Linked DNA regions of Homo sapiens: region 2 is linked to region 1. Evidence: read pairs that join two places in POLR2A ChIA-PET (ENCODE). Cell type or tissue: GM12878. All regions are shown on one strand. Links, peaks and the distances in the headings refer to the core of each region. The heading gives the core; the rest is flanking DNA. Region 1 overlaps SCAF8 (SR-related CTD associated factor 8). Region 2 has its middle 37 kb from the start of TFB1M.

What was found. Peaks named below come from ENCODE experiments on the same cell type or tissue, not always from the same donor. Only the 100,000 strongest peaks of a DNase experiment are listed, where the experiment ranks them.
Region 2: POLR2A ChIA-PET joins it to region 1 with 5 read pairs; 1 of 35 experiments calls an interaction of 5 or more read pairs at or near these places.

What each region holds. Positions count from the first base shown.
Region 1 is chr6:154,770,729-154,776,106 of GRCh38, reverse strand. It overlaps SCAF8 (SR-related CTD associated factor 8), which reads right to left. Exons shown (of 20, transcript NM_014892.5): 2 at 2,035-2,118. Among named protein-coding and RNA genes, the nearest start is that of SCAF8, 40 kb to the right of the region's middle. In GM12878, for the core only: no CTCF peak of the experiment used is centred there; a DNase peak (open chromatin) is centred at 2,256; H3K4me3 peaks cover 833 bases; H3K27ac peaks cover 1,572 bases.
Region 2 is chr6:155,348,848-155,354,225 of GRCh38, reverse strand. No RefSeq gene overlaps it. Among named protein-coding and RNA genes, the nearest start is that of TFB1M, 37 kb to the right of the region's middle. In GM12878, for the core only: no CTCF peak of the experiment used is centred there; DNase peaks (open chromatin) are centred at 1,265, 2,427 and 2,685; H3K27ac peaks cover 4,861 bases.

The sequences.
Region 1 (5,378 bases), core at 331-5,330:
CGTTAAAATGTTAAGGATGAACTCTATATTAGATAATTCTATCAAAGTGAAATTTTTTGCATGTGATTGGTATATTATGGTTCCCAAGGAAAATGTCTTTATTCTCAGGAGTTTCAAATTCAAGTATGTATCAAGGATTAAGTGTTACTATGAATGAAGTCTGAAACTAACTTCCATATGTAGCAACATGTTAATCAGCAAATCTAAGGGAAGAATATGTCCTGCTCACCATAATAATTTGCAACTTAGGTTTAAATTTTTTCAAAATTCAAAACATTAAAAACAGTAAGTCAAAATAATAAAATATATAATAATAATAAAGATTCTCTTTTTAAAAAACATTACTTCTTTTTTTAAAAAAACTTTAAGAGCCAAGATCTTACTGCGTTGCCCAGGCTGGCCTCAAATTCCTGGGTTCAAGTGATCCTCCTGCCTCAGCCTACCCAGCAGCTAGGACTAACGATGTGTCCCACTGTGTCCAAAGAGTTAGACTCTTGACTGACAGAATTCTGGCTTAAAATTCTAGCTATATTTACTCCTACTACTGCAAATTACTTAATTTCTCTCAGACCCGTCTGACATCTGAAAATAGAAAATACTGTTTGCACCTATACCTCATTAACTCTATTAAGAAAGTACTCTGCTCAACAAGTTATGAAAAGTGCATCAATTACTAATTTTCACAGAAAAAAATACACGTTTCCACACTTTCAAATGATCATGATCATAAAAATCACATAATGCAGAGTAAAGTACAAGAGAATAAAATTATTCCACAATGAGCCTATCAAATCCTCTAAATAATCATGTCTTTGAAACATTTCCTGGCTTCAATGTGCTTATAGTTACTGTCGTTCTCTCTGATTTTCTGCCATGGAAGTACACTGATTTTAACTATTGATGTAAGATACTAACAAGTCTGAAAACTAAGCTTTAGCCACTAGAAAACTGCAAAATCAACGAATCATCTGAATTTTCACCCAGTAGTAATTACTAGTAAATAGGAATCTGTTAAATTTAATACACTGCTGTTATTTAAAAGATAATTTAAATAGTTGGTGCTTTTGGTTACGGTTAATAATTTAATTCAGGGCAGGAAAACATATCACTGAATATTCATAGGTTAGTACCTACTTAATTAGAAATAAGTACTCATTCATTCTCAATTTTAAGAGGCCTACTAATTCAGGGAATCTTAGCCTAGGGGACAAGAACTTCTCGGGGAAAAATCTATGGCTGAGCTTGAAAAGATCCTTTTGCCAAAAAGTTTCTATAAAATTTTGCGCATATGTTTATTTCTCCAGAGGATCCAACCTTTTCCTGAGATTTTCAGAACTATTCATGAGTTAACATAGGTTCAAAACCTACTTTATGAGAGCAAAGGTTAAATGTCTATGGCCTTTTCCCACAGTTCAAATACCTGATACAATGAGTCACAACTGTTTTCCTTAATGGCCTATTTTCAAATCTATAATATTAATAGAATCAATAAGAAAAAATGAATATATCAATATATAGAAACTTTTACCAACTCAAATTTCAAGGTTCTGCCAAGAACCTTGTGGCAAAAGACAGTGTGGCAAAAGACAGTGTTAAACACATTCTCCATAATGTGGATATATGCAAAATATTATCTAAGAAAGGTGAGGAAAAATGACTGCTTCAAAAAATTTATGGAAGAATGTTTAAGGAAGAACATTTATCAAAATGTTAAATGTTCAGGAGGCTGAGGCAAGAGGATCACTTGAGCCCAGGAGGTCGAGGCCACAGTGAGCTATGATCGTGGCACTGCAGTCCAGCCTGGGTGACAGAATAAGACATTGTCTCTAAAAAAGAGTAATAATAAACATTAAATGTTTATCTCTAGGTGGGAGAGTCTACAGGTGACAGATTTTCTTTTTTGTGTTTTTCCACAATATGTGTTAACACTGTAAAGTGAAAAAGAACATATAATCCATAAAAAAATTATCCCCCATCCAAACTATTAATATAGTTTTTTCTTTTGAAAATAGAAGAGTAAAATTTATTACTCACCTTAATAGCTTTGATGGCTGCCTTAGTAATTTGGGTCATTTTCGCTTTCGAAATGGGTGGTTTATAGTCATTCAGGGAATACAACTGATGAAAAAAGAACAAATTTACATACAGCAAAACTCTCCAAGCAATTACATGAAACTACCAAACATGTTCATTTTTATATTCTCAATGAAACCAACATACTGCTTTTCTTTTACAAATCAAGCTCAACATCACTGCCCATAAGGCAAATGCAAATCAAAACTATAATGAGCTACCACTTCACACTTACTTGCTTATAATCAAAAAGACAGTAACAAGTGTAAGCAAGGATGTGGAGAAACTGGAACCCTCATACAATACTGGTGGGAACGTAAAATGTTGCAGCAGCTTTGGAAAACAGCTTGACAGTTCCTCAAAAGATTAAACACAGTTAACGTAAGACCCAGCCAATTCCACTTCTAGGTATGTACCCAAGAGAACTGAGAACATGTATTCACAAAGAACTTGTACATGATACTTTTTCCCGTCTGAGGGTTCAAAAAGAAAGAAAAAATAATAATAACCTGTACACGTGGTCATTGTAGCCCTATTCACATAAAATTCATTTAAAATTCATAAAAAAGCAGACACCCAAATATCTGTCAGCTAATGAGTAAACAAATGTATCTATTCGACGAAATATGAGCCATAAAAAGAAAAAAAGTACTGATACATGTTACAACCTGAATGAACCTTGAAAACATTATGCTAAACTAGAGAAGTCAGGTGAAAAAGGCAGCATATTATATAATTCCATTTATATGTAATATCCAGAAAGGGCAAATCTATTGGTGGTTGTCTAGGGCTGAAAGAGCTGGAGATAAATGAGGAATCATTGCTGATGAGTAGAGTGTTTCTTGTTGGGATGATGAAATTAGTTTAAAATGGAACGTGATGATGGTTGCACAGAACCACTGAATTGTATACTTTAAGTTGACTGATTTTATGGTATGTATCTCAATAAAACTTTTTTAAAAATCAAGGGCTCTGGCCAGGCAAGGTGGCTCATGCCTGTAATTCCAGCACTTTGGGAGGCCTAGACAGGTAGATCACCTGAGATCAGGAGTTCAAGACCAGCCTGGCCAACATGGGGAAACCCTGTCGCTACTAAAAATACAAAAATTAGCTTAGTGTGGTGGCAGGCGCCTGTAATCCCAGCTACTTGGGAGGCTGAGGCAGGAGAACTGCTTGAACCCAAGAGGTGGAGGTTGCAGTGAGCAGAGATTGCACTACTACACTCCAGCCTGGGAGACTCCAGAGGGAGACTCTGTCTCAAAAAGAAAAAACAAAAAAAGGGCTCTAATGTTTAACAATAATCCCACCCCATCCCCCACTTTATTGATTGATTGATTGATTGATTGAGACAGGGTCTCACTGTGCCACCCAGGCTGGAGTTCAAGGGCATGATCACGGCTCACTGCAGCCTCTACCTCCTGGGTTCAAACGATACTCCCACCTCAGCCTCCCAAGTAGCTGAGACTACAGGCACACGCCACCACATGGGCTAATTTTTATATGTTTTGTAGAGGTGGTGTTTCACCATGTTGCCTGGGCTGGTCTTGAACTGCTGGGCTCAAGCAATCTGCCTACTTCAGCCTCTCAAAGTGGTGAGGTTACAAGCATGAGCCACAGTGCCCGGCCTACCTCCAAATCTTTGTTTTGAAATTTCTCATATAAGCAAAGGGAAAGAATCCTACTTTAGTGTGAGGGAATCAGGCAACAGACAATTACTGATTAAAACTTCTATTATATGCAGAGATGCTGATTTTTAAGTATAACACTGTAAGATATTAATTAGAAGTCGAAACTAAACTTTGGCCATCAGAACACTGCAAAAACAACTTCAACAGATTTTAAACGCAATTCAAACAGAATTTCTTGGTTAATTAACTACAAACTTAGGGAATCTTGCATAGCTTTTACTTCAGCACCACTTATAGCATTCAATTCTACTCATTTTTGCCCTTCGTATCTCAGAAATCTGCCCAGTTTTTCCCCATATTTGTCTCCTCTCCCTCTACCAACTCGTATTTCAAAATTCTAACCACCATACCATGACCACAGTCCAATTTACCTTAATCTCTCACCTGAAGAACAACGTCTAAATACATGCGGTATGTTCTCCCTACCATGTTTAGAGCTATCTTTTCTTTTTTTCCCCCCCAACTTCTATTTTAGAATTCGGGGGTACATGTGCAGGTTTGTCACTGGGTGTATTTTGTGATGCTGAGGTTTGCGGTACAAAAAATTCCCATCACACAGGTACTGAGCTTAGTGCCCAACAGTTTTTCAACCCCTTCCTCCCTCCCTCTTCTAGCAGACCCCAGTATCTACTGTTGCCATCTTTATGTCCATGAGTACCCAATGCCTAACTCTCACTTGTGAGAACATGCATTTGGTTTTCTGTTCCTGCATTAATTCACTTAAAATACAGCTATCTTTTCAAAAACTAATCTGATCAGGTAACTGACACTCACCCACTCCTACTACCCACCCCCCTTAAAATGGTCGATGCCTTCCCACTCTTTGGATAAATACAAAAAAACCTGTATATTTAAGGCCCTGTCCATTCTAACTCCTGTCTACCTTTCCAGCCTCATCTTACACTATTGTCCCAGCCTTCTATTCTAGACACACAGTCGTCTTTTTTCAGGTCCCTGCCACAGGGCCTTTAAAATAGGCTTGTTTCCTCTATTTGGAATACTCTCTACCAGGGTCTCTCCAATAGTTAATGCATACCCATCCATCTTAAAGCATCACCTAATGAGGAAAGGCTTCCCGACCTCCCCAATCAGATCAATACTCCCTCTTTTATGCTTTCTTTGTGCTATCATTTATAATACCTGTGAAGCATTCACTGCTGTAATCTGATGTTTACTTGTATGATTATTTAACTAATACTTGATTTTTTAAAAGATATGTCACAGGGTGATGCTGACTGACAGTAAGAGACAAAGGACGCAAGTTCCTTTAATGAAATTTAACTTAGTAAGAGTTTAACCAAGGTCAGGCATAGTGGCTCACACCTGTAATCCCAGCACTTTGGGAGGCCAAGGCAGGTGGATCACTTGAGGCCAGGAGTGTGAGACCAGCCTGACCAACACAGCGAAACCCCATCTCTACTAAAAGTGCAAAAATTACCCAGGTGTAGTGGTAAATGCCTGTAATCCCAGTTACTCAGGAGGCAGAAGCATGAGAATTGCTTGAACCTGGGAGATGGAGGTTGCGGTGGGCCTAGATTACGCCACCGCACTCCAGCATGGTGACAGAGCGAGGCTTTGTGTCAAAACAACAACAACAAAAACCAGTTTAACCAAAGA
Region 2 (5,378 bases), core at 207-5,206, 580 kb before region 1:
TTATTTTTCAAATTTTTAAAATTTTTATCCATATATGCTTAGAATTTATGAACTTTTTAACATAATTATTCTGAATTCTTTTTCTGTCATTTCATGGATCTCCCTTTCTTTAGGGTCCATTGTTGGAGCTCTGTTTCTTTTGAAGATGTCATGATTTTCTGAGTCTTTGTAATATTTGTATCCTTGCATTGGTATTTACACATTTGTGGAGACTGCCACCTTTTCCAGCCTTCACAAGTGTTCTTTGGCAGGAATAGACCTTCACTGTTTATTCTAGCCTATGTTTCTAGATTGGTCAGCTAGTAATGACTCTGGGCAGGCAGAGCTTGCTCTCAGGTTCTCTAGATGACTGGGCTGCTACCTTTGCTCTGAATTTGTGTGGGGCAACTGGCTTGGTTCTGCTATCCAAAAAGACCACTGGCTTAATTCTGAAGTCAGACTGAGCTATGGAATCAGAATTGCAATTGCCTGTGATCTGGCTGAAATAGGAGTATTCTCTGATCAGGTGGTATCACTCTTTGAATCCAGCAGTTGAACAGGGCTGTAGGAGGAGTCTTGAGGTAATGTGGATTGGGACAGATGAACCAACTGCTATACTCAGTACAAATGTACAGTTGAGATTTGCCTCTCTCTCTGAGAAGGGTCTGAGGTGGGCTTTAAACTCCCTGATGTAGCAGAACTAGTGACTGCTTGTTGTCAAAATTCACTCAGGATCTGCTGTGGAACAGAGGCTGGCAAGACTGTCCTGGTGGTTCAGACTGGCTAGTAGTTCTGTGTAGACAGAATTACTCCCAGGCCATGGCAGAGAGGGGCTGGAGCCAAGACAGGGTCCCTTCAGGATGTGTTGTGCAACAGAGGCTGGCAAGCCTGTCCAAGTGGCTCAGATAGGTGTGTCTCCCAGCAGTTCCATGCAAAGGCAGGATCGTTTCCTGACTGCAGTGTGAAGAACTGGAACTGAGACTGAGCCCCTTCATGATTTTCGGTGGGACAGAGACTTAAAAACCTGTCACAAAGGCTTGGACAGGTAAATATCCCAACAGTTCCCTGTGTGGAAAGAATATCTCCCAGGCTGGGGCAGAGAAGTACTAGCACCAAGACTGGGCCCCTTCAAAATCTGTGAAGACAGAGGCCAGTAAGTCTGTCTCAGTAACTCAAATGGGTGAGTCTCCCTCTGCATCCTGTGTGAGCAATACTAAGCTGGGAACACAGCTGAAAGGGACTAGAGCCAAGTTGCAGGATAACTTTCAAGTCTACTACTGAAACTGATGTCAGCAAGCAGATGAGCCTTTCTGCTGAGGCAATAGTGTGCATGATTCCTCCTGGACCCTTTGGAAAATTGTTTTGTTTGTAGGTTCAAGGCAAGCCTTTAGGGAATGGGGCTGGTTTGAGGTTTGAACTCAGAAGCACAGTCAGCCAGTCTGACACCTAGGTGCAGGTCTGCACTCTCAAAACCACTATCCTAGGTCTTGGGCTCCACCAGGTTTCACAGCCTTCTACCTGAATCTCAGAGACCCAGAAGGAGACTTTTTTCTGTGGATGGGATTCTTACTGAGGGAAGATAAGAGCAAGTGACCCCCAATCCTCTAACTGGCTAACATCACTCCATCCAGAAATAACTTTTTAGTGATCAGGGTCCCTTTGAGGTGAAGCCCTTTAAGCTTAATGAGACCTAAAAGAAAAAGTGATCAGGAGATGACCATTTAAAAAACTACTTCAAATAGAATGCAGTTAGGCTGAAATGAACCAGAAACACTGATTCACTGACCTTCCTGAAATGTAAAACACTTTCTGGAACCAAGTGGATCTTTCTCATTGATTTTTCTAAAGCTCCTTAGGGCATCTTTAGTGCCACATAAAAAGTACTTGCCAAAGGAACCATGTAGTTTGTACTAGAAGCTCTTAAGTGAAGAGTTAATTCTCAAAATAGATTTTGGTTATCTCAGATCGCCACAAGATCAAGTGAAGAATCCCACAGATCTGGCTGGGTGCGGTGTCTCATGCCTATAATACCAGCACTCTGAGAGGCCGAGGCAGGCAGATAACCTGAGGTCGGGAGTTCAAGACCAGCCTGACCAACATGGAGAAACCCCATCTCTATTAAAAATACAAAATTAGCTGGGCGTGGTGGTGCATGACTATAATCTCAGCTACTTAGGAGGCTGAGGCAGGAGAATGACTTGAGCCCAGGAGGCGGAGGTTGTGGTGAGCCGAGATCACGCCATTGCACTCCAACCTGGGCAACAAGAGTGAAACTCCATCTCAAAAAAAAAAAGAAAAAGAAAAAGAAAGAAAGAAAGAAAAAGAAAAGGAAAGGAAAGAATCCCACAGATCTCACAATCTTTTTTCTGTCAAATTTTAGTCATTCACTCATTCATTCAGCTAATGTAGCACATATTAACTGAGGCTCCAGTTAACTTGTTAGGCAATACTTATGCCTTCATGAGTGCTCTATCACTTTTTAAAATTGAAACAGAAATAAGTAGATATAAGTAGATTAGAACATGTATCCATTCATCCACATTATCCATGCTGAGACACTTTAAAGCCAAAATTGGGTTTTTTAAATTTTATTATTTATTTATTTATTTTGCCTACGTGGTCATGTCTGATACCTGTTTGGGTAATGATTAGAACATAGTGACAGATGTAGAAATATGACTCAAAACTAAACTGGGGCAGCTTTCCCAAAAAAGTAACTGAAGACTGTGTTCAAGCCTTGCATATACATAGACACCTGCTATATTTGCATAGCCCAGGCTTGCAGGAAACTCTAATCAATCATTTTCTGTGTGTAGAATTATTCAACCAGAAAACCATTACTTATTTCACCAGAAAAATTTTGTTTTTTCATTGCTGCTAGATTAGTTACATCCCATCTCCCCACTTCCCTCTCTTCATCAGCAAACAAAGTTTATACCAAATTATATGGATCAATGTCTCAGCCTATAAGAAATTTTGGTTTATTTTTAAATTTTCAAAAAGGTGGATTCTTTCATTTCTTTTGTTAATGTGCAATAAAAATTCTATCTTCTCTTACATATTTCTTTAATTATATTTATTGAGTGTTCTTCACTGGGCCAGGTGCTAGAAAATTTGTAAACAAAAGGAGAGAAATATTGATTAAATAATCATTAAAAAGTAAGCAATTACAAATCATGATGACTGATAAGAAGGAAAAGTAGAAGTTGCTACCTGGAAAGATAAAAAGGGGGAACCTGATAGAGTTGTGGGATTGGGGGGGTTGTGGGTCAATAAAGAAGCAATGATTGAGCTGAGATTTTAATAAATAGACATTAACTTAGAGGAAGTTCAGAGAGGGGGATCAAGAGAGAGATGAGAACGTTGCAGGCAAGGAAAAATAAAGTATGTGCCAAGGCCCTGAGGCAGGAGGGAGACTGCGCGTTGAAGGACTGAAAGGTTTAAGAGAATATAGGAAATACCTGAGAAAATGGCCAACTAGAAGTAGCTAGTGTGCACTGCTCTCACAGAAAGGAATGGAAGGGGTGCATAAATACAGCATTTTCAACTGATACATCCAGGTAAATGCATTGGGTCTAATCAAAGAAACAATTCAACCCACAGAGAATCGAGAAAAGCAAGGCAGGTTGATAGCCCACCCAGGAGTAACACAGAGCCAGGGGAACCTCCTCTACCCAGGGAGGTGGTGAGTGAATGTGTGACCCCAGGAACCCATGCTTCCCTCATGGATCTTTGCAACTCTTAGGTCAGGAGATCCCCCTGTGAACCCATGCCACCAGGGCCTTCAGTCTGGCACAGAGCTCTGGAGTCTTGGCAGAGCAGCCACTCAGGCACATGCAGAGACCTGGGAGCCTTAGATACCCAGGCTTTCTGGGCTTCCCAACAAAAGCAGCTGCAACTCCAACAAAGTGGGAGGTTAGACCCCTGAATATATCCCTAGGAAGGGAACTGAATCAAAAGGGCTGAGCAGCAACAGCCTGCAGACCCCACTTCCATGGCACCTCGCGGGATAAGACCCACTGGCTTGGAACTGCAGCCAGCCACCGGTAGCAGTGTTACACCTCCCTGAGATGGAGCTCCCAGAAGGAGGGGCATGCCACCACCTTTGCTGTTCGGCCAACTGAGACATTCCAGGTTTCTAGCTTTGGAGAGTCTGAGGTAACCAGGGGCTGAAGTGGGTCCCCAGCACAGCGCAGCAGCTCTATGAAAACATGGCCAGGCTGTTTTTTTTAAGAGGGTCCCCCATCTCATTCCTCCTCACTGGGCGGGACCTCCCAACCACCATCCCTAGCTATCCCCACCAGTGTTCTCCAGCTGACAAGAGGTTTCAAACCTCCCTGGGATGGAACTCCCAGAGGGAGGGGCAGGCCACCATCTTTGCTGTTTGGCCAACTTAGCTGTTCTGGCCTTTGGGCTTTGGAGAGTTTGAGGCAACTAGGGGCTGAAGCAGACCCTCAGCATAGCCCAGCTGCTCTGCAAAAATGTGGCCAGACTGCTTCTTAAAGTGGGCCTCCGATCTTAGTCCTCCTCACTGGGCAGGACCTTCCAACCAGGGCCTTCGGCTACCCCTACCAGTGTTCTCCAGCCAACTGAGGTTTTAAACTTCCCTGGAATGGAGCACTCAGAGGGAGGCACAAGCTGCCATCTTTGCTATTTGGATGACTTAGCCATTCTGTCCTTTGAGCTCCGAAAGTCCAAGGTGACCAGGGGCTAAAGCAGACCCCCAGCACATCACAGCTGCTCTACAAATGTGTAGCCAGACTGCTTTAAGCAGGTCCCCAATCCCATTCTTCCTCACTGGGCAGGACTTCCCAACTGGGGTCTTCAGCTATGCCAAGCAGTGTTCTCCAGCTGACAGTGGTTTCAAACCTCCCTAGGACAGAGCTCCCAGCAGGCAGGGCAGGTGACCATCTCTGCTATTTGGGTGACTCAGCCATTCCAGCCTTTGGGCTTTAGAGAATCCAAGGCAACAAGTAGCTGGAGCAGATTCCCAGCACAGCACAGCTGCTCTATGAAAATGTGACCAGACTGTCTTTTAAAGGATATCCCCAATCCCATTTCTCCTCACTGGGCAGAACCTCCCAACTGGGGTCTCCGGGTACCTCCTACAGGTGCGTTCAGGCTGGCAACAGATCTCTCCCTGAGACACAGCTCCCAGAGGGAGAGGCAGGCCACCATCTTTGCTGTTTCACAGCCTTTACTGTTTATACCTCCAAATTTGAGAAAATTTGAGGTGTCTAGAAAGTGGAGCAGAGCCCCAGCATACCACAGCAGCCCTATGCAAAAGTGGCCAGACTGTCACATGAGTGCCTCTTCCCATATCTCCTTACTAGGCAGGTCCTCCAGGCCTGGGCCTCCAGCCACCCCCTTCTAAGGCTATTGAGCCAGTAGCAGCTCTG